Regions from separate parts of the Homo sapiens genome. Here region 1 is linked to region 2. Evidence: chromatin loops called from intact Hi-C (ENCODE). Cell type or tissue: Caco-2. All regions are shown on one strand. Each heading gives the region's core, and the rest is flanking DNA. Links, peaks and the distances in the headings are about the cores only.

The links. Peaks named below come from ENCODE experiments on the same cell type or tissue, not always from the same donor. Only the 100,000 strongest peaks of a DNase experiment are listed, where the experiment ranks them.
Region 1: a loop joins it to region 2, with 2.3 times the contacts of the local background. A loop is called at or near these places in 45 of 110 quality-filtered maps.

Annotation. Positions count from the first base shown.
Region 1 is chr4:121,479,936-121,490,977 of GRCh38, reverse strand. LOC107986309 (a long non-coding RNA gene) reads right to left here. Exons shown (of 3, transcript XR_001741806.2): 2 at 933-987. Among named protein-coding and RNA genes, the nearest start is that of QRFPR, 100 kb to the right of the region's middle. In Caco-2, for the core only: a CTCF peak has its summit at 6,233 (motif pointing left); no DNase peak of the experiment used is centred there.
Region 2 is chr4:121,638,194-121,649,235 of GRCh38, reverse strand. LOC105377402 (a long non-coding RNA gene) reads left to right here. Exons shown (of 3, transcript XR_939167.3): 3 at 4,618-6,041. Among named protein-coding and RNA genes, the nearest start is that of ANXA5, 53 kb to the left of the region's middle. In Caco-2, for the core only: no CTCF peak of the experiment used is centred there; DNase peaks (open chromatin) are centred at 5,845 and 6,145.

The DNA of each region.
Region 1 (11,042 bases), core at 1,919-9,918, 160 kb after region 2:
AGCTTTTCCCTCTTCCTCTGCATCAGGCCCTTTACACTGGAATTGAGGGGCTTAGCTGTCTTTTGGTTATGTTTTCCTAAGACCTGGCCACAGGAATGGGGATTTAATTATAGCCTTAACTGTTCATCCTTAGTGAGGTAAGTCATTTATAGCCTTAACTAATTATCCTTAATGAGACAAGCCAATTAAACTTGAACATTTAATATGGTGGATTATGTTGACCAGATTGGAGGCCTTCAATCTGTAGTATATCTGAGTCAAAATATATTTCTTTTCTCAGATCCTAATATATTTTAAAAGAGAGAGAAACAATCGCATGTTGTACAGAAAAAGGTTTTGGAGTAAAATATGTAAGAAGATGGCTAGTCAGGGTCTAGAGAAACCAATTTCAGATGGTATTTTAATGTGTTGTTTCAGAAAGATCCCTTATAAAAGTAATATATTTGACATTGTTATAAGCTTCAGATAAATTAACTTATTCAGTATTTGTGCCTTATCTATTTCCACATGGATTTGAAGCAAACATAAAGAACTAAGTTGCTCCACAATATCCATGAAAGTTTTCTTGATTTATTCCCCACATACATTTCATATTTTTCTGCTAACAGGAAAGGCCACTGACATATTTAATTAAAATGATAAAAGACTGAATTTGGAGTGTGCTCATTTGTCATTATTTTCTACTTATTAAGAGAATTTGAGCCACCTTAAAATAAAACTCGTATCACAAAATGGCTAAGGAGAATCTCAGAGATATTAAAAAACATATGGCTATTTGAAACAGGTAGTCCTAGATTATAATTCTTTTTCAGCTGCCTATTACTGCTGAATTTAGAGAAATGAATTAGCTGGCACAGTCTTCAATTTTCTCAAATTGTCCAGTGGAGTTCTCTTTTGAGGTAATGGAGCTATTGGTTTTTCCCTTTACTTACCTTCTGTGAGTTCTCATCTGATAATTTTTTGAAGTTCTCCAAACAAGGGTAATTTCTAAGAAAAGAACATAGCTATCATTAGATTCCCCATCCACATTCAAGTACCAGAGACAGAAACAGTGATCTAGAAATACCTTTCAGCTCCTCCTTATAATCCAAAGCCTCATTTCCCTTTGGCATGATTTTAATCAAACTTGTTTGAATTGTTCTTTTTCTTTTTCCTGTTTTAATTACTTGTCTGCTTTGCAGATTCCCTGTTCCTTGACTTATTTGCATCTACTGAAATACAAATTCTAGGCCAGATAGTATGAAGGTTTTTAGAAGGTACTAGTTTATTCCTTTCATTAGTAACTATAAGGTACTAAAATTGAAAATGTGGTCTTTGATAAAACTGATGGTGGCTATTACTGGTTTTGTTGGAGCCAATGAGTTGGCAAGAAATAACAAGTTTTCATTTTTTATTTTTTCTAAGTTTCTAAAATATTTTAAATCATACTTCATCATGATCCATTTTTCTGTTGGTATTAAAAATTCTGCCAAATTATTCACTGCAGAGATAAACATAAACACATTTTAATTAAATGATTTAATGCAGAAAGTTTTTAACTTTCTTAGGTTGGAACTATTGCTTTGCCTGAAGTATTTTTACCTAAATGAAATAATCAAGTGAATATGTGTCAGAAATGCCACATTACTGATTGAATATCCCAATAAGTTGTAATTTTTTGATTCATGTGAAAATGCTAATAAAATTCAGCTACAGTGAAACTGCATTTATTTTTCTTCTGTAAGCAAAACAAGTGAACCTAAACCTTCAAAACTATTTACATAGGGTTTAGCCTGGACTAGAGAGATATAAAGACAACATCAGGCTTGAAATGATTTTAAAATTCAACCAGGAATAGAGGGCCCTTGGAGGATACTAAGACATTTTGTTTTTCAAACATCATTTTTATTGAATGACTTGAAGGTTAATATAATCTAGTCATTATATTACAAATTACCATCCCATGAAGGAATTATGTGCGAAGTTAAACAGACTAGGTGTGAAGACAAATCATAAATGTGGGATATAAAGTAGCTCAAATAAATTGAAGTGAATATCTTAGACTTTTTTTGTGTGCTGAAATGACAAATCTTTGGTGGGCTTTTGTCACTGCAATGTGCTAAAGTAAGATTTAAAACTGGACAAAAGAGAAAATAATAAGCCTAAAGTTCATTTTGTTAGCCCCCCAAATTTGCTTTTGTCTGCTTTCTCCTCAAGAACATATAGGATAAAAGGCGAAGTTATGTTCACCTTTTATAGGATAAAGAAATATAATTTCACCTTTTATCCCACATCAATGTATAATTAATCTGTTGGTTTGTATTTGTTGAAACACTAGGATGCATAGGAGACCATAAATTGGCTTGGAAAACACACAGGGAACGGCAGATAACATCTTTATGCCAAGGATATCTTTGAATAGATGTTTTTTGAGTGCTCAGGTATTAAGATAAATGTGCATAAGTTGGGTTGTTATTGTAATATAGGTTCCTTTTTCCAGGAAGTTCTACTCATTTCTTTACCATTTTAGGGCCATGTAGGATATTATAAGAATTAATACAACAAGTATTGAGTAAAGTAAAAACTCAGATGAATAAGTTTTCACCTCTTCAGTTTCCTCATCTGTAAAATGGGAATAAATGTTGGGCAGAGAGGCATTAAGAATACAATTTAAGTGATTGAAAGAGTTCACAGAATAAAGAAAACATTCAATATAAATTAGATATCATTATTATCACCCAATCATTTTTATTTATTAAGTGCTTTTGATATAGCAATGACTTTGTCTTAATTATGACATTGTAGGATAGTAACCAAACCACAGAGAGTTTAGATATTTGCAGCTTGTTCAAACCAAGAATCTGGCCTAAGCTTCCCTGAGTCCAGAGTGCACAATATTTTCATTATATCATGTTGCCTCACTGCCCAGTATAACAAGTAGAACTTGTCTTTAATGTTAATAGTATAGTGAAAGTAGAATATATATACAAGCAGCTAAAGAATTATTTGGGGAAGACATATTTCAAAAGAGTATGAATTGAAATGGGCATCAGATTAAACAAAGATTGTTCTAATGGAACATATAGAAATAATCAGAAAAAATAGCTACCACACACCTGGATTTAACGAGTGTTGACATTTTGCCAATTGGGATTTCGGATATATGAAAGAGAAAATTGACATATTTGAAGTCTTCTTTAAATCCTTTCCTGATCTCATTTATCCTTCTCTCTGCAAAGGCAACTACTGTCTTGAGTTTGGTATGCCCTTGCCATTTATGTTTCCTATATATATGTGTGTGTGTGTGTGTGTGTGTGTGTGTGTATTTCAATAATATATATAACTTGTGTGTGTATTTCAATAATATTTATAACTTTTTTGTGTTTACAACTTTACTACAAGTGGTATCACACCTATACTTTGGCAACATGATTTTTTTACACATTGCTTTAAATATTGGTATTAATTTTATTATACCCAATTTAATCATTTAAAATTTTGTATAGTATCCCATGTATATACTAAATGTATATACTTCTTATTGATAGATATTTAGATTATTTACATGTTTAGTTCTTGCAAACATTTCAATAACAACCTTGTGTATATCTTTTTGTGCCCATGTATAAAAGTTTTTCTAGAGTATATAACTGTAAGTGGAATTAGTAGATTATAAACTATGTACATCTTCAAATTAACTAGATGTTGCCAAATTGATTTTAGAACTGATTGTATTAACCAGCTCTGATAGGTTATGCTGGGTTAATAAGGCCACCCAAATCTCAGTAGTTTAAAACCCCAAATATTTATTTCACATTCTCGTGAAATGAAGGCTCTAGGTTAGTGGTGCCTCAGCTCATGCCTGAGGGGTGTGTTTCATTCTGGCACCAGATTGCAGGAAGAGTTCCTGTGTGGGACATCCCTATTTTACAGCAAAGAAGAAGAGCCGGAAATGCTGAGTTGAACCTCTGATCCCATTCTGTAAGCCAAAAGTGAGTCCTGTAGGTAAGACCAACATCTGATCCCATTCTGTAAGCCAAAGTGAGTCCCGCAGGTAAGACCAACATCAGTGAAGCAAGGCAGTTATTCCACTCATAGGAGTAAAGAGTGGAGTGTGAATATTTGAGAACAATAATGCAGTTGACTTCAGTCCAAGTTTTTTTTTGTCACAAATATTCACTTCCCTTCCCTCCACAGGCAAAATATACTTACTTCCCTGTCCAAGGAAGACAACACAAGTCTTACCCAATCACAGCATCAAGATCAAAGATTAGTTTGTTTTATTTTTTCAAGATGGCAGATTAGAGGCTTTTAGTGTGCCTCAGCCACTTGGAAATAGCAAGATAGTGCATAAAGATAAACTCCCTAAGCTTTAATTCAAGAAGGAATGTAGGAACCCACCAGAATTATGAAGGACATCCCAGATCCCGGGGAGGAGTGAGTGAAGTGAGTGAAGCCCCCATATGCAAAAGAGGCAGAGAACCTCCCTCTGTGACTTACAGGGAGAGCTGAGTGACCTAGGCCAAGGGAGAACACTTCATTTCTCCCAAGTCTTGAAGCTAACTTGGGGAGAGGCTTGGAAATGCTGTGAGGGAAACACACCAGGAAAAGCTACAGGCAATTTCCAAGATTTAGGACCAAAAGCAGAAGGCCACTTTTAATCCAGGCTGATACAAAGTCAGCCATTCTTTGGTGCCTCAGCAGTATGGCCACGCAGACATTTGTCTTGGGCCAGAGATTGGAATGTCTGCTCTGGAGTGTGGTAGGGGCCTCCATAGACAGAACTGTGGAAAGTGCCTCAGCGGTAGGTTGTGGAATTGTGCTCTCCCTGTCATAAGCCTGGGGTGGGAGGAGAGCTGCTACAGCAGCAGTTTTTCCTAGATGAGATGTGCAGCCAGGGCCAGATGTGCAGTTCCAGGTCACCTGGAACCAGTCTGTGTGTGTCATTGCTGGGTTCCCCAGGCTGCTCCCCTAAGGTCGTGGTGCAGCAGGACCCACTCCACTTCACCTCCAGGCAGAAATACAGGCATTTGGAGTACCTGCCAGCCTGGACCAGCAGCTTGGGCTGCCCGTCTTTTCATAGACATAGATTGTGGTGCAGTGGGGCCATCTTTGCTCTATGCCCAGGCAGATCTCCAGGTATTCAGAGCACCTCCTTGCCTGGATCAGTAGCCTGAGCTGTCCCACCCTTCCTGTACATAGGTTATGGACCAGGGGGGCCCTCTCTTCTCCACAGGGAGGTAGATCTCCAGGCATTTGGAGCACTGGCTTGCATGGTCTAGCAGCCTGAGTTGACTCAATCTTTTTGCACAGAGCTTCTGTACAGGAAAGCCCTCTCTGCTTCATGCCCAGACAGATTTCTAGGCATTCAGACCACCCACTCATCTGGTTTAGCAGCCTAAGCTGCCCCACCCTCCCTCAACATAGATCATAGTGCAGTGAGGCCCTCTCTACTCCACATCCAAGCAGATCTTTAGGCATTCAAAGCACCTGCTTGCCTGGATTGGCAGACTGAGCCGCCCACCCTCTTGTGCAGATAACAGGTATGGGGTGGGAGGACACTCTGCTTCATGCCCAGGCAGATCTCCAGGCATTGGGAGCAACTGCTTGCCTGGAACAGCAGCATAAGCACCCTTCCCGGCGTAGGTCATGGCATATCGAGGCCCCCTCTGTTCCAGGTGAGTAGATCTCCAAGCATGTAAAGCACCTGCTTGCCTGGATTGGCAGCCTGAGATGGCCCACCCTTCCTGTGCAGAGACACAGGTGCAGGGGGTCTCTTTCTGCTTCATGCTCAAGAAGATCTCCAGGCATCTGAAGGACCTGCTCATTTGGAATAGCAGCCTGAGTCACTCCACCCTTCCTGTTCAGAGATCCTGGTACAGGGGGGCTCTCTCTACTCCACACCCAGGCAGATCTCCAAGCTTCTGGAGCACCCACTCTCTTGGAGTAAGAGTTTAGGCTGCCCCCCATCCTCATGCAGAGAGCTTGGGTCAAGGAGGTTTCCCAGCTCCACAACTAGGCACATCTCTGGGTTCTCCCTCAGGGCTGTTGCCTGTGCCTCCCATCAGGGGACCTGTAGGGGGACCTACCCAGTCTGTCCCTGCTCATCTTGCCCTCCAGCTCTCTGGAGATGAGGAGGGAGCTCAGAGTACTGTGCACTTCATGAATCAATCCATTGCCTGAGGCAAGAGATCTCCCAGTAAACAGTAATCAAGTATATACCCAGCTGCATTGGCCACAGCCGGCTCTTACTCCTAAGGGCCACCTACTGGCCTGTAGGACAAACTGCACAGCCCAATGTAAAACCCAAGGACAGAAGTGCATAGGGAAAAGCAAAACCAAAGTCCTACAGCATTCTCTAAAGTCACACTCTATCTGGAGCAGGGAAAAGGAAAGAACAACACCACCAAAAATATCAAAAATATTATAGGGAAAGAAAGAAAAAGAAAAAATCTTACCCACATGAAAATAATTACAATAATTAGAAGTGCCACAATGTCTCCAAATAAGAAGGGACCAGTGTAAGAATTTTGGCACCATTAAAAACATGAATGTAGTGACATCATCAAAGGATCACACTAACTTTCCAGCAATGTTCCCTAACCAAAGTGGATACCCAGAAATGACAGATAAGAATTCAAAGCATAAATTGCAAGGAAGCTCAATGAGATCCAAGACAAGGTTGAAAATCAACATGAAGTAACAACTTCTAAAGCAATTCAGGAAATAAAAGAAGAGATAAACATCTTAAAAAGAAAACAATCAGAGCTTCTGGAATTGAAGAACTTACTTAAGGAATTTCAAAATACAATGTAAATCTTTACCAATAGACTGGATCAAGCAGAAGAAAGAATTTCAGAGCTTGAAGGCCAGTCTTTTGAATTAGCCCAGTCAGACAAAAAAAAAAAAAAAAAAAAAAAAGGCAAAAGAATTTTAAAACACAAAGTCTTCAAGAAATATGAGATTATGTAAAGTGACCAAACCTATGAATTATTGGAATTCATTAGAGGGATGGAGAAAAAGAAAACAACCTAAAAAACATACTTGAGGAAATAATTCAAGAAAATTTTCCTAATCTTGTTAGAGAGGTAGACATCCAGATATAAGAAATTCATAGAACGTCTTTCAGATACTGTACAAAATGAACATCACCAAGGAAAATAGTCACTGGACTGCAGAAGATCAATGCTAAAGAAAAAAACTCTTAAAAGCAGCTAAAGAAAAATATCAGATCATGTACAAAGGGAACCCCATCAGGCTAAGAGTGGACTTCTCAGCAGAAACCTCACAAACCAGGAGATATTGGAAGCTTAGTTTCAGCATTCTTAAAGAAAAGGAATTCCAACCAATAATTTCATATCTTACCAAAATAAACTTCATAAGTGAAGGAGATATAAAATCTTTTTCTGACAAACAAATACTAAGGGAATTTATTACTGCTAGACAAACCTTACAAGAGATATTCAAGGGAGTCGTAAATTTAGAAACAAAAGCATGCTGCCACACAAACCCACTTAATTACATAGTTCAAAGACCCTATAAAGCAACCACACAATAGAAACTACAAAGCAACGAACTAACAACTTCATGATATGATCAAAGCCTCACATATCAATATTAACCTTGAATGTAAGTGGTCTGAATATCATACTTAAAAGGCACAGAATAGCAAATCGAATTTTAAAAAAAGACCATCCATCTGCTATCTTCAAGAGACCCACTTGACACGTAATGACACCCATAGGCCAGAAGTAAAGGATTGGAGAAATATCTATTACAAAAACAGAATGCAAAAAAGAACAGAGGTCACTACTCTTACATCAGATAAAACAGACTTTAAACCAACAACAGTAAAAAAGAACAAGAAATGCCATTACATAATGCTAAAGGGTTCAATGCAATGAGACTTAATTAACCTAAATATATATGCGCCCAACACTGGAACATACAGATTCAAAAAACAAGAACTTCTAAACTTACAAAAAGACTTAGCAACACAATAATAGTAGGGGACTTAAAAACCTCAGCAACAGCATTAGACCATTGAGGCAGAAAACTAACACAGAAATTCTGAACATAAATTTGACACTTGACCAATTTGACTTAATAGACCTCTGTAGAACAATCCACTCACCAACCACAGGGTATACATTCTTCTCTTCTGCATACAGAACATACTCCAAGATCAACCACATGCTCAGCTATAAAGCAAGTCCTATTGAGTTGAAAAAAAGAGTAAATCATATCAACCATGCTATCAAAACACAGTGGTATAAAAGTAGAAATAAATACCAAAAAACTCTCAAAACTATACAATTACATGGAAATTAAACGACATAATCCTGAATGACTTTTGGGTAAACAACAAAATTAGGGAAGAAATTAAAAAAATTCTTTCATGAAATAAAAGCAGAGACACAACATACCAAAACTCTGGGATGCAGCAAAAGTAGTGTTAAGAAGAAAGTTTATAGCACTAAACACCTAACTTGAAAAGTTAGAAAGATTTCAAATTAATTATCTAACATCCCACCTAGAGGAACTAGAGAAACAAGAGCAAACTAACCTGAAAGCTAGCAGAAGAAAACTAAAAGAGCACAACTGAACAAAATTGAGACCTAAAATTTCATACAAAGAATCAACAAAATCAAAAGTTTGTTTTTGAAAGTATAAACAAGATTGTTAAGCTATTAGCTAGGTTAAAAAAGAAAGAGGAGAGAAGATCCAAATAAGAACAATTAGAAATGAAAAAGATGGCATTACAACTGATCCCACAGAAATACAGATGATCCTCAGAGACTATTACAAACACTGCTATGCACACAAACTAGAAAGCCTAGAGGAAATGGATAAATTCCTGGAAACATACCATCTTCCAAGATAGAATCAGCAAAAAATCAAAACCGTGAATAGACCAATATCGAGTTACAAAATTGAATCAGTAATAAACCTACCAAAGGCCGGGTTCGGTGGCTCAAGCCTGTAATCCCAACACTTTGGGAGGGTGAGGTGGGCAGATTACGAGGTCAGGAGATCGAGACCATCCTGGCTAACACGGTGAAACCCCGTCTCTACTGAAAATACAAACAATTAGCCGGGCGTGGTGGCGGGTGCCTGTAGTCCCAGCGACTCGGGAGGCTGAGGCAGGAGAATGGCGTGAACCCGGCAGGCGGAGCTTGCAGTGAGCCGAGATCGCGCCACTGCACTCCAGCCTGGACGAGACAGCAAGACTCCATCTCAAACAAACAAACAAACAAACAAACAAACAAAACACAAAAAAGACCCTACCAACCAAAAACAAGTTCTGAATCAGACAGATTTATAGTTGAATTCTAACAGATGTACAAAGTAGAGCTGGTACCAATTCTACTGAAACTATCCGCGCCCCCCTCAAAAAAAAAATCGAAGGGGAGGGACTCCTCTGTAACTCATTCTACCAAACCAGCATCTCCATTTTGTTAAAGCCTGGCAAAGACACAATGAAAAAAGAAAACTGAAGACCAATATCTCTCATGAACACAGACGCAAATATCCTTAGCAAAATGAATCCAGTAGCACATCAAAAAGTTAATTCACTATGATCACCTAGGCTTCATTCCTGTGATGCAAGGTTGGTTCAACATACACAAATCAATAAATGTGATTTACCGAATGAATAGAATTAAAAACAAAAAACCATATGATCATTTCAATAGATGTGGAAAAAACTTTTGATGATATTCGACATCCTTTTATGATAAAAACCCTCAAGAAACTAGGCATCAAAGGAACGTACCTCAAAATAGTAAGAGCCCTCTGTGACAAATTCACAGCCAACATTATACTGAATAGCTAAAAATTGGGAGCAGTCTCCTTGAGAACTGGAACAAGACAAGGATGCCCAGTCTCACTGCTCTTATTCAACATAGTACTGGAAGTTCTTGCCAAAGCAATTAGGAAAAGAAAGAAATAAAAGGCATCTAAATAGTTAAGTAAGAAGTCAAACTATCTCTCTTCACTAACAATATGATTCTATACCTAGAAAACGCTAAAGACTCTACTGTAAGGCTCCTGGAACTGATAACTTCAGTAAAGTTTCAGAATACAAAATCAATGTACAAAAATCAGTAGCATTCCTATAAACCTATAACATTCAAGCTGAGAGCCAAATCAAGAATGCAATCACATTTACCATAGCCAAGACTCCACTACTGATTATCTCTGCAGAAACACATTTTAACAACTATTTGCACACACAAAAAAGCATCTTCTTAAGAACCAAAAATCAGAAGAGCAATCACAGTACTTAATTTTAACTTTATATCTCTGAAAGAGGCACTGAAAAGAGTAGAAAAGACACTCTTGAATTGCTGATGCCATTCCTCCCCACTTCCTTAGTAGTGGCCACGTGGCACGGAGAATCTGTACTTAGGGGAAGGAGAGCACAGTGATGGGGGACTTTGCATTGAATTCAGTGCTGCTCTGTCATAGTTGAAAACAAAACCATGCTCAACTCAGCTGGGACCTTCTCACAAGGGAGCATTTGGACCAGACCTAGGCAAAGGGGAAGTGCCCATACCAGCAGTTGGAACTTCAGTTCTGGCAAGCCTTGCCACTGTGGTTTAAAGTACTCTGGGGTCATAAGTAAATTTGAAAAGCAGTCTAGGATACAAGGACTGCAATTCTTAGGCAAGTCCTGATGTTGTGCTGGGCTTAGACAAGTGGACTGGGGCAGTGAGTTACCTAGTGTGACAACAGATGTCACAGGAAAGGGAATGCTTATACTGCCTTTCCCACAACCCCAGGCAGCGCAGCTTGCAGCAACAAAAATGACACCTTCCTTTTGCTTGAGGAGAGGAGAGAGAATAGTAAAGAGGACTTTGTCTTGCATCCTGGATACCAGCTCAGACACAGTAGACTAGGGCACCAGGCAGAGTCATGAGGCCTCAGTTCCACACCCTGGCTCCCAGATGACATTTCTAGACACACCCTGTGCCAGAAAGGAAACAGCTACCTTGAAGGGAAAAATCCAGTCTTGGAAGGATTACTCACGTGCTGACTAAAGAGCCCTTAGGCCCTGAATA
Region 2 (11,042 bases), core at 1,596-9,595:
CAAAGATGAACTGGTTACCTTAGAAGCCCTTTATATATATATATAACGAGATTGTGTAAGCTCCACCAATTTCTTTTGTGATATCGAGGAAGGGGGGGTGACTCACAAAGCATGATAAAGTTTGGGGAAATATTTTATTAATATGAAAGATGAGGAATTTAGATTCTGACATGATGTGATTTTTAAAAAGAGATAATAGCATGAAATGTCTTCATCTTAGTGTTGTGGGGCAAATTTGAAGCATCTGTAGTGTACAGTTTAGCAGCTAATTAGCTGAAGCTAATTAAAAGGAAGATACCTAAAATTAATTTTTGATGATAGACATTGCTCTGTAAATTTGGAGCTTTAAGGTGTGTATTCACAGATTATTTTCTCTTTAGGAACAGGATTGCTAAATTTGTGTAGGTTATTATTGAGGCACAGGCAGCCTAAAACATGCCATAGTGATTTGAACAGTCCACTGTAGTGACTTGCTGTGTGGTTCACTTAAGAGGCAGCTCTACAACATTCCCCATCCCCTATTGCTTTCCATCAGCCACTGCGTCAAAGGCCTTGCCACATTCCAGGCACCTCATGGGACTTGGAAACGGGATGCAGGCCCAAAATCATCGAGAAGGAATCTCTCTACTGCCCTTCTATGGCCCCACCTCACTTTCCTCTACTCAAAACATGTAAATACATGGCCTTGATATTTAAAATATGAAAAAATTTATTATGACATTAGCTAAATATAAATGACTAAGTTTCAATTTCTATATTTATAAGAGATATAAGTTAGAGATGAGAAGATGTAGGCCCCATTACATATGTAAAAAAAAAAAGATCCTGTGTGCATTCAATGATTGATTGTTGAATGAATGCACCATAGTCCCTATGTGTTTTATACAGCCTCTGTATATAAAACACTTACAGCAAGCATGAGATAGTGTGATGAGCATGGCCTTTGCCATCAGAGGAACTCAGATTTAAATTCTGACTCTTCCCTCTTGGGCAAATCACTTGTCTTTAATTGGGAAAATCACTTATTTTCAAGATGGTACTAATAAGAACTTCTGCATAAAATTGCTATAATGATTAAACAGGGAAACATAAGTAACACATCTAACAAAGCACCTAGAATATAGTAATTATTCAATAAATATTTTGTGATAGTTAAGATAAACAATTCCAGCTGCTGTTAATATCTAAATCCAGAATTCTCAGACACTTAACCTTATCAAATCTATTCCTCACTCATTTCAGTGTGAGTATTTCTGGATGGGAGGAATTTTATGTGATCATTTAGGGAATTTCATGTAATCATTTAGGGACTAAGTCTCCTTTCTTTTTATGGCTCTGTCCTCTATGTCCTTAGAATTTTCTCCATTTAGCCTATAGATGGAGAAAGTAGGGTGATGTATGGGAAGTTTTGTTGGCATGCACCACTTCTCCCCATTTTCCATTAGCTAGAACTCTGTTATAGACACAAATGTAAGGGAGACTAGTTAATGTAATTTTGTTGTGTGCTTAGAAGAGAACGTGTGTTTGGTGAGCGTCTAGTTAGTTTCGGCCACAGTTTTATTCTCCTTCCTCTTCTATTTTTCTCTTTAAAAATCCAGGGATATTTTTATTTATTATTGTTGAATGCTTTTTCTTTTTGAAGGTCTAATTCATCTAGAATTTCTTATACATAAAAAGTCCTTTTTTGGTACCTGACCAAGTAGTGATCAAGGTTTGTATCAAAACCCTTGAAGGAGATGAGAGAGGGGAGGAGAGAGAGGGAACAACATGCAAGCATATTTAGTGCTTGTAAGGATGAGGTGAAATAGGCACTCTCATTTCTTCCTCATGAAAGAATAAATGAGTCCAACCCTTCTGCAGGGAAATTTGATTTAAAATATTTATACTGCTTGACATGGTAATTCTAGTTTTTGGAAATGACCTAAGGAAATGCTTTGAAATGCAGATATAAATCTGTGTAAAAAATGTTCACTATAACATTATTCATAGTAACAAATAATTGAAGACAATCTAAATGAAAACCCTAGGGAAATGGTTAAATAAATTATAGTATGTACACATAATGAAGTGTTATACAGCTGTTAGAGATAATCTTTAGGAATAGAATTTAACAACACAAAAACGCTTATGCTAAAATGTTAAGTGATGAAAATAGAATATACAGTTTTAAAGACAGTGTAATTCTACCATGGACAGAAAATATTCAAGAAAAATATTGGATATAACCCATGTCTATATCTAGAGTAGAATGGATAAATTAAATTATTACATATCATTTAATGGAATATTCAGCAATGAAATAAACTCCAGCTCCACCAAATAATGTGAATAAATCTTGCATATACATTGTTGAGTGAAAAAAGAATCAAGATATAAAATACATATATTATGATTTAATTTATATAAACTTTAAAGAAGAGACAAAATTAAAATAATAATTTTAGTAACACATGCTTATTTGATAAAATTATAATGAAAAACAAACAAGTAACTAGTAAATCTTTAGCAAGTCTAAGAATTTCCATGAGATTTTTGAAAACCTTTAAGGAGAAACATATAAATAAAACATGGAATTTTCTGCTACTCAAGCAGGTGTGGGGTGAGAGCATCAGTGTTTGGAGTACTAATGTAAAGGTGACCTCATTTGTTCATGCAGCCTGGTAAAACCTGGAACACACAGTTCCACAATCTACTGGTTTATAGTCTTTGGTAGCAAGTAGCAGAAATAAACTCAGGTACTTTGTATAAAAAAGAAATTGATCGTGAGTATATTGGATATATCACTTGGTTTTATTTAACCCCAAAGTAAACAAAAACACAATTACATCTGGCTTAAATAATATGGACCTTCATTATCTCAAGTAACAAGAAGCCCAGAGGTCCCAGAGTTGGCTAATTCAGTAGCTCAATCAGAGACTCAGGTACCTTTTGTCTAGCTGTTCTCTCTAACCACAGCCTGTTGGCGAGTCTCTCCTTGTGGCTTTAAGATGCCTCTAGGTGTTCCAGGAATCATGTGCAGATATGACGATATCCAGATAAGGGGGGAAGGGGATGATAAAAAGCTTGGGTGATACAAAGTTGACTTTATCCCAAGCTCTGTAGCGTACCTGTGCATAAACCAATCAGTGGTAAGGAGAATGAGACTCTTCATACCTGGCTTTAACTTCACTGCCTTGGGTCTGGGAAGGGGCCCAGTGACTCCTAGACAAATGACCAATTAGGGCTTCTGTTATCAAGGAAGAGGTAGGGAAGAAAATGACTGTTGGATGAACAACCAACACTGATTCATCTCAAAGAATTAGGGGAAATAACAACTAAATCTTGAGTATGATGGAAAACAGCTGAGTATATTTTGGGAACTTAGCAGCAGGAATACATGAATTTTTCATCCCTTATGTGTTGCCATTACTATAACTCCATTCCAACAATTCCCTGTCTCTGTCTTTCAGTTCAAAATTTCAAATATTGGAAATGACAGTATTTGAGTGGTCCAGCTTGTGTTAGCTGACCATTCCTGCATCAATAAGCTATAGCTGTGCAGTAAAGTTACTAAGAACAGTCATGGCTGTTGGATACCCACCTCCATAGGTAGCCATCAAAGAGGTGTTTACTGTATTCACCTTCCTGATTATCTGGTGAAGAGGAAGGTGAGAAGGGTATCCATTTCATGTTTTAATAATTATCTTATTTTTGTTTAGACTTCATTATCCCCATATTCTGGTAATTTCATCTTTGACACTGTATTTGACACAAAGAAAGTGTCCTTGACACAAAGAAAGAAACTTGTTTAAGGTAGGTAAACTAGTTTAACTATCTTAAAAGAAACTAATAGTAACCATGAGTTCTGACCAATACACATCTTGTGTTTCATTCTGTCAATGCATAAGAAAATAAAGTATGAAATAGTTGTGATACCAAACATATGGATGAAAGTCCTAGTAAGAAGCACCACCATACCTGGATAATTTTGGTATTTTTAGTAGATACAGGGTTTCACCATGTTGCCCAGGCTGGTCTCAAACTCCTGGCCTTAAGTGATCTGCCGGCTTCGGCCTCCCAAAGTGCTGGGATTACAGGCATGAGCCACTGCACCCCGCCTAAGAAAGCAGTTTAATTCTTCCACTGCTAACTCTATTAAGGAAATAGCACCATACACTTTAGCCAATGCAAATGTAATTGGGGCGGGGGGAGAGAATAGAAGAGAGATGAAGAGACAGAGATAGAGAGAAAGCGAGAGAAATATTGGAGAGAGAAAATTTGGGTAGTTAGTATAACATTGCACTTCAGATTTCTTTACCTGTAGTGAGAGAGGGTGGAGACATCCATTCCCTCTTGCTTCTCATAGCCTGAGCATCCCACCACAAAGTGTCGGATTCTAATAATGTTTAATGATAATACACTTTTCATGAAACATGGTGTCATGTGAATAAATAGCAATTTGTTGCAAAGCTCAGAAAAATAGGCATCTTGAAAGAGAGAACTTTATCAAATCTTGACATTAAGAACTCTAATAAATACTAAGCTGAATAAAAAAGCATTAGGTAAGAGGTTGGAAAGGCTTTTGGTTGTAAAATTGAACCAAAAAGGTGACCCAATTACAAAAGTTTTTACTTTCAGATTTTCTGCTGAAGAGAGGTACAAAGGAATTGAAAGCCAACTAAGGTGGGCATAAACATCGAAAAATCTGCTTCAACTTCAAATGTGCAAACTGCTGGAGAAGCTACAACATTATATTTTGCATGCTTATTCTTTAAAATATACTCGACATTGCTGTATAGATTATACATTTATCCATAACATTGTATAATTCAGAGTTACCCATCTAGAGCAAATATATCCTTTATCTTATGCAATCATGATTTAAGAGATTTTCACTGTGATTCTTGTGACTTTTCCACAGTTGTTGATTCTGCAAAGCCCTCAGATAAATCACAACTTAACCGTGTGTATGTATAAAGGTAGTTCTCCCCATGACTTCGTTATGTAAGAATCAGCTATAGCTCCTTTCTGACTTTAAAGACAGCAAGAACTTTTGAGCATATAATTTTCAGTTGGCTATAAAAATAATTTTTAAAAATTGTGAAAGTAATAGGATAATATTTTAGAAAATTGAGGATATAGAGAAAGAAAAAAATACCACTCTAATAAGTAATGTTTTACCATTTTCAAAATAGTTCTTCCTGTTGTTTGTTGGAGCCTCTGAAGGGACTCCATGTACAGAAACACCCCTCCCCACTTGGTTCTGATCAAGTTAATAAACTAAAACAAAAAATAAGGCAGAGGAGGTCCAAAAATTATCTTTACTGTTGGGATAAGGGCTCTTGGTCTGCCATATGGGTTGCTAATATTGAATATTGATTGAACATTGAATATTGCTAACATTGAGTGTGCCAGCAATACTAGCACAGTAGGCCTCTCTTTGAAGGGTCAGACTCCTGGAATATCAGAGGAACATGAGTTCCCTGAAGCCAGGACAATCCTAAGGGTGAATTGAGTCAAACACCCTCAGTTATTCTTTCCAAATTTAGCAATCAGTTAACCCAACTGACTCCACCTTTCTAGGGCCAGTGTAAATAAAGGGAAGAGGGGAGGTTAAGAGGAGAGCTTAGAAGAAAATCCTTTCCACAGAAAATGGAAATGGGAAAAGGTGTTTTGTTTTTATGAGTTTTTAAAAAACAAACAGAAGAACATATTTCTACACTCATATAAAGAGAACAAAGCAAGAGTTTCAATGGAGTCACGATTGTTGTCATATGAAGACAAGTGTGTAAAAAAAAGAGTTCACACAGCAGGTTTGGGACTGCTAGTCTTAGAAATGCCTGCTTGAAAGATTGGCCTTTGGATGGCATCTGGAAATTCGGGTTTCGAGAGGGTTTTCATCATGACCAGAACTGATAAGAGAAGCTCACTGTGCGTAAATTGTTCAAACAATATGAATTATGTGGAACTCTTGCTTTCCTTCTGGGAGTTCGGAATTTTGATATATGTTAAGCAGAGAGTGCCTACACAACCGGCCCCCAATAAAAATCTTGAGAAGTGAATCTCTAACGATCTTCCTTTAACTTATTGCTGGGATAATAAGTGTGTCCCATAGGAATCCACTGGAAGAGGGCTCTTGGAAGCTTGTGTGTGGCCTCCTCTGGACTTTGCCCCATGGGACTTTTCCTCTGCTGATTTTGCTTTAGGCCCTTTTGCTGTAATAGCTCTTCACTGTGACTTTATACGAGGACCTTTGAGGCTTCCTAGAGTATCACTGAACTGGGAGGTGTTCTTTGAGCCCTCCAAAACAACATGGATAGTGTGGTTTCTATTGTTCCTTCAGTTCCCAGTGTTAAATCAAGTTTAGCCTAAAGCTGCCTCCTTACGTATGTTAAGTTCGGCCTAAAGGTTTTTCTGTACACTGTGAACTATAACCTAAATGGAACTGTAAACAGACCAGGCTCACCTGGTCAGTATTGTACCATAGTTGGACCTGCATCTACTGCAGCTCCTGCTTTATTCTCCTTCAGCCTCCCCAACTCCTGGACCAGACGTGTATTTCACTTTATGATGAAAAAACACTGGTCTTCCCTGCAGGACACACCCATCATCAAAGTTGGAGACTTGGAAGTGGTGAGAAATAAGGGAAGGTTCCAATCCATCTTTCATGAGTTTCAGCTCAGCCTCAGAGGTATTGGAAGAGGCAATCCACCATGCGCTGTGAGCATGCCTTTGTGTTCTTGTTGAATGTGCCAAGAATTTAAGCCTCCTTTTATTTGGTCATTTCTCAAGGTTGTGTTTATAGCAAGAATGCTGAAGATGACGTATCTCCCACTGTGACAAAGAACAAACTACTTACTGCTTATTACAGAAGTAATGGATTCTCCAAACTCAGTGTTTCTCAGCTGTGATACAGATATGCTGCATGTGCAGTATCCATCTGAGATTTTCTGTAAAGCCCCTGTGGGACTTGGGGAGCAAAGGGGACTATGACAAGCATGATGTTCATGCCATTTGCTGTATTGTGAGTAACAAAGTACTTCATCTGTGATCCAGGTGTCTTATGTCTTCTGCCAACATTCATAAAACAATAGAAGGTGAATCTTTCAGCTTGCAAGTAGGGGAATATCCTAGCCTGACAGCAGGTTCCTGTTTGCCCTTGCTCTTTCCTCTTTGTGTCCATCTTTCTTTCCCAACTGCCCCACCCTGTGGACTTAAGGCACTAGATACAGAGACAAAGGAGTCACATAGATTGTTTAACTAGATCCTACAACTGGGTAGGGAAAAATTCCCATAGTAAATGCATTTTATGTATATTTCCTAGTGGATTTGCTTCTCTGACCAAACCGTGACTATTATAGCTCCCCTCACAACCAACCTAATCCATTTTCTGAGATTCCATATTGTTGCAAGTTCTGTATAAACATCATCTTTAATGGCAGAAGAATATTTCATATTGAGTAGATTAGACATACTTTATTTATTTAAACTTTTGACACAAAAATATTTGTTCAGTCTAATTAATCCAAGAGGAAAAGAGATTTGTGAAATAGAATTAAACTTTGAAAATAATCTTCCCTTTATGCAGTACTGATTTTATGTTAAGTATTGGAGGAGGCCGGGCACGGTGGCTCACGCCTCTAATTCCAGCGCTTTAGGAGGCCGAGGCAGGTGGATCACCTGAGGTCAAGAGTTCAAGACCAGCCTGGCGAACATGGTGAAACCCCGTCTCTACTAAAAACATAAAAAAATTAGCTGGGCGTGGTAGTGGGCGCCTGTAATCCCAGCTACTCAGGAAGCTGAGGCAGAATTGCTTGAACCCAGGAGATGGAGGCTGCAGTGAGCCAACCTGATCCCACTACACTCCAGCCTGGGTGACAGAGTGAGACTCCGTCTCAAAAACAAAAACAAAAACAAACAAACAAAAGTATTGGAACACTCTGTAATGTACTATTCTGGTATTTCAATTTCACTTACTTAGGTCTGAAGTACTGGCAAAGCAAGCTTGGGAGAGAGAAAGAATATTGAGTTAAAATATCCAAGGCCTTAGAACCAACATCTTTTTGAAAGGAGAAAGGACCCTAAAATGAAGGGGCAATGAAGCCAAGTTCAGTTAAGTCCTTTAATAACATCCATTACCATTTTCATGTGTTTACTTGCTATAAGGGCTTACTTTAAAGTATAGTCAACACAGAAACAACCCAAGTCCTAAATGTGAGGCAATGTGAAAATGGGCATGGAGACAAATAATATCTGCATTTTTTCCACTTACAGAGCCCAAGGGATTCTGTTCATTAAGTGTGATTTTTTTTTTTTTTTTGAGACAGAGTTTCACTCTTGTTGTCCAGGCTAGAGTGCAATGGTGTGATCTCAGCTCACTGCAACCTCCACCTCCCGGGTTCAAGCAATTCTCCTGCCTCAGCCTCCCAAGTAGCTGGGATTATGGGTATTCGCCACTACACCTGGCTAATTTTTGTATTTTTAGTACAGATGGTTTCACCATGTTGGCCAGGCTGGTCTCAAACTCCTGACCTCAGGTGATCTGGCCACCTCGGCCTCTCAAAGTGTTGGGATTACCGGCATGAGCCACAGCACCTGGCAATTAAACGTGATGTTTAAAGTGGGAAAAAATCATTATTTAAATTTCTTGGCAATAAAAATGGCTATTATGTTGCTCTGCGCAATTCTGCTTTTGTGGAGGGGAAACAAAAGACCTTTTGTAAAATAATTCTTCTGGCACAGTGTCCCAACTATAAAATAATTTAATTGTTGTTCTTAAAATGCTGGACTATAACACTTGTTATTATTCTAAGAAGACCTCATATTTGAGAAGAAATTCTTGCTAAATTGGGGGTGAAGAATGTGGCTCAATAATTATTTCTGCTAGAAAAGGGACAGAACTGAAAAAATTAGACTGCAGAATGACTTAAAGAAGAGGTTACAACTATCTTATTTACTGTATTATCACTGTATCTCTAGGGGCCAACAGGGCCTGGCACAAAGGAGGTGCTTCATACTTGTTCAATGAATGAATAAAAGAGAAACTCAGGGAAAGCAGGACCATAATTTATCCACAGAAGGCAGAATCTGTTTCAGCACATATTATCCGATTAAGTTCCTGAATTTGGAGTTCAATTTCAGCAACGACTCGCCAGTCTTTTAATATATAATTTTCTAATATTAATGTTTATTACTTTGATTTATCTCATTTTTGGCCAGTGTATATTCAATGAGTATTTTTAACACAGATATTTGTGAAATGTTTTCTGAGTTCATGCATATTTGTGTCTTTTTAGTGTTTTTCTTCAGGAAAACAACTTGGTTGGTTATAAAATTTGTTTTTGTTCAAAAGCTGTAGATTTTTTTTTTTAAATTTAACATTATAAAAGTGAGGCTAATCTGTAATTTTCCCTTCTCCCTCTACCCCATTATCCTGAAAGTTTATGATTGTTTTCTTTATTATTTTAATGTTAAAAATTTACCCAGGAGTGTCTAATTATGGATTTATTTTCCCAGGAATGAAGTGAACTGTTTCATCTGTGACCCCGAAGAATCTTCAAAATTTAGATACTTCTTTATTTATAAGTTTGAATTTTGTCAGTTGTTTTGGTCTCTTCCTGAGAGAAAAATAGAATTCTTAGTTTGATTCTCTCTTCTCTGTCCTTATTGGTTTTTATTTCTTTATCATTATTCTCTGTGCTTTAAAATATGTCTCAGTTTTGTCCTCTCTCTCATGTTCTCAGGGTTTTCTAATGTTAATTCAGATCTTTTCTTTTTTCAACATGAATTACAAGTGTTATCAAGTATTTGTTTTTTCTGTAATCCTCTTATTTTGCTTCTTTCCTTTCTTGACATTTTATTTCAGGATGTTATTTCCTTAAACCCATTGTACCTCTTTCATGGAGTACATGAAGTCTGACCTCTTAGAAAAGATGCCAAGAAGATTCATCACGTTTCTTTTGCTTATACGGTTACTATTTTCAGAAGACTTCCAAGTCTTATTCCTGCTAACATAGGAAGTTCCCTCAAGGAGAAATTAAGAAAACAAATGGCAGTGCTATAAAAATTATTTCTTGATGGCACTAATCCTGCTAGCACTAAAACATGTTGGATAAATATTTGCAAAATGTTGTTTTGTGGGGGCACCATATTATTAGTCTATCTGGATGACATATACATTTAATTATAACCTGATTCTAAAAATATTTATGGTAGGAAGGAAGAACAGGGCATCTGTGGTGTTTATGTAATCATTTCTATCTATACATTGTTGAGGTCAAGTTCCAGAACTTGGGAAGAGGTCTATCTTTTGGAAAAGCTTATGTGGTCTCCCTGAGTAGGGTAGACCACAGTCATATATCAAGAATAGAGAGCTGAGCCCTCTCTGATAGCCAGAAAATTGGTGGGGGTGGGGGAAAACTGGCGGGGGCGGGGGTGGGGAAACTCTGGATATGTTTGAGACAAAGACAGATTGATGTGGAACTAGGAACTGGGCAAGCAGCAGGAGGCTGGATGTCTCTTTATTTAAGTAAGGATGATCGAAGGCTGCGAGGTCAAACACTATGAATGTAGTGATTTTTGTTAAAGTTGGATCCAGATGACTGTCAATCCCCTATAACTTCTAAGTGTCTTACGATCTTTATTATTTCTTTTTTTCTACCATGGTCCTTTTTTTTATTTGTGCAAATTATGGGGTACATGAGAAAATTTTCATATGAATATAATTCATAATGTTCAAGTCAGGGTATTTAAAGGTTCCATTGCCCTAGCACAATACATTTTTTAAGTATAGTCATCCTACTCTGCTATCAAATATTGAATTTATTCCTTATATTTTTCTGTTTGTTGGTACCCTTTAACTCACTTCTCTTCATCATCTTCCCTCCCACCTATGATCATTATTTCTTTTGACAAATATACTGTGCCCCTACTTTATGCAATGCACTCGGCAAGCACAAATTGTTTAAGACATGGTCCCTGCAATCAAGTGGTTAACGATGTAGCTGCATTTTTAGTAAAGTCTTACACTCTGAGCCATTAGTGGTATGTGGTTGAGTACCCCT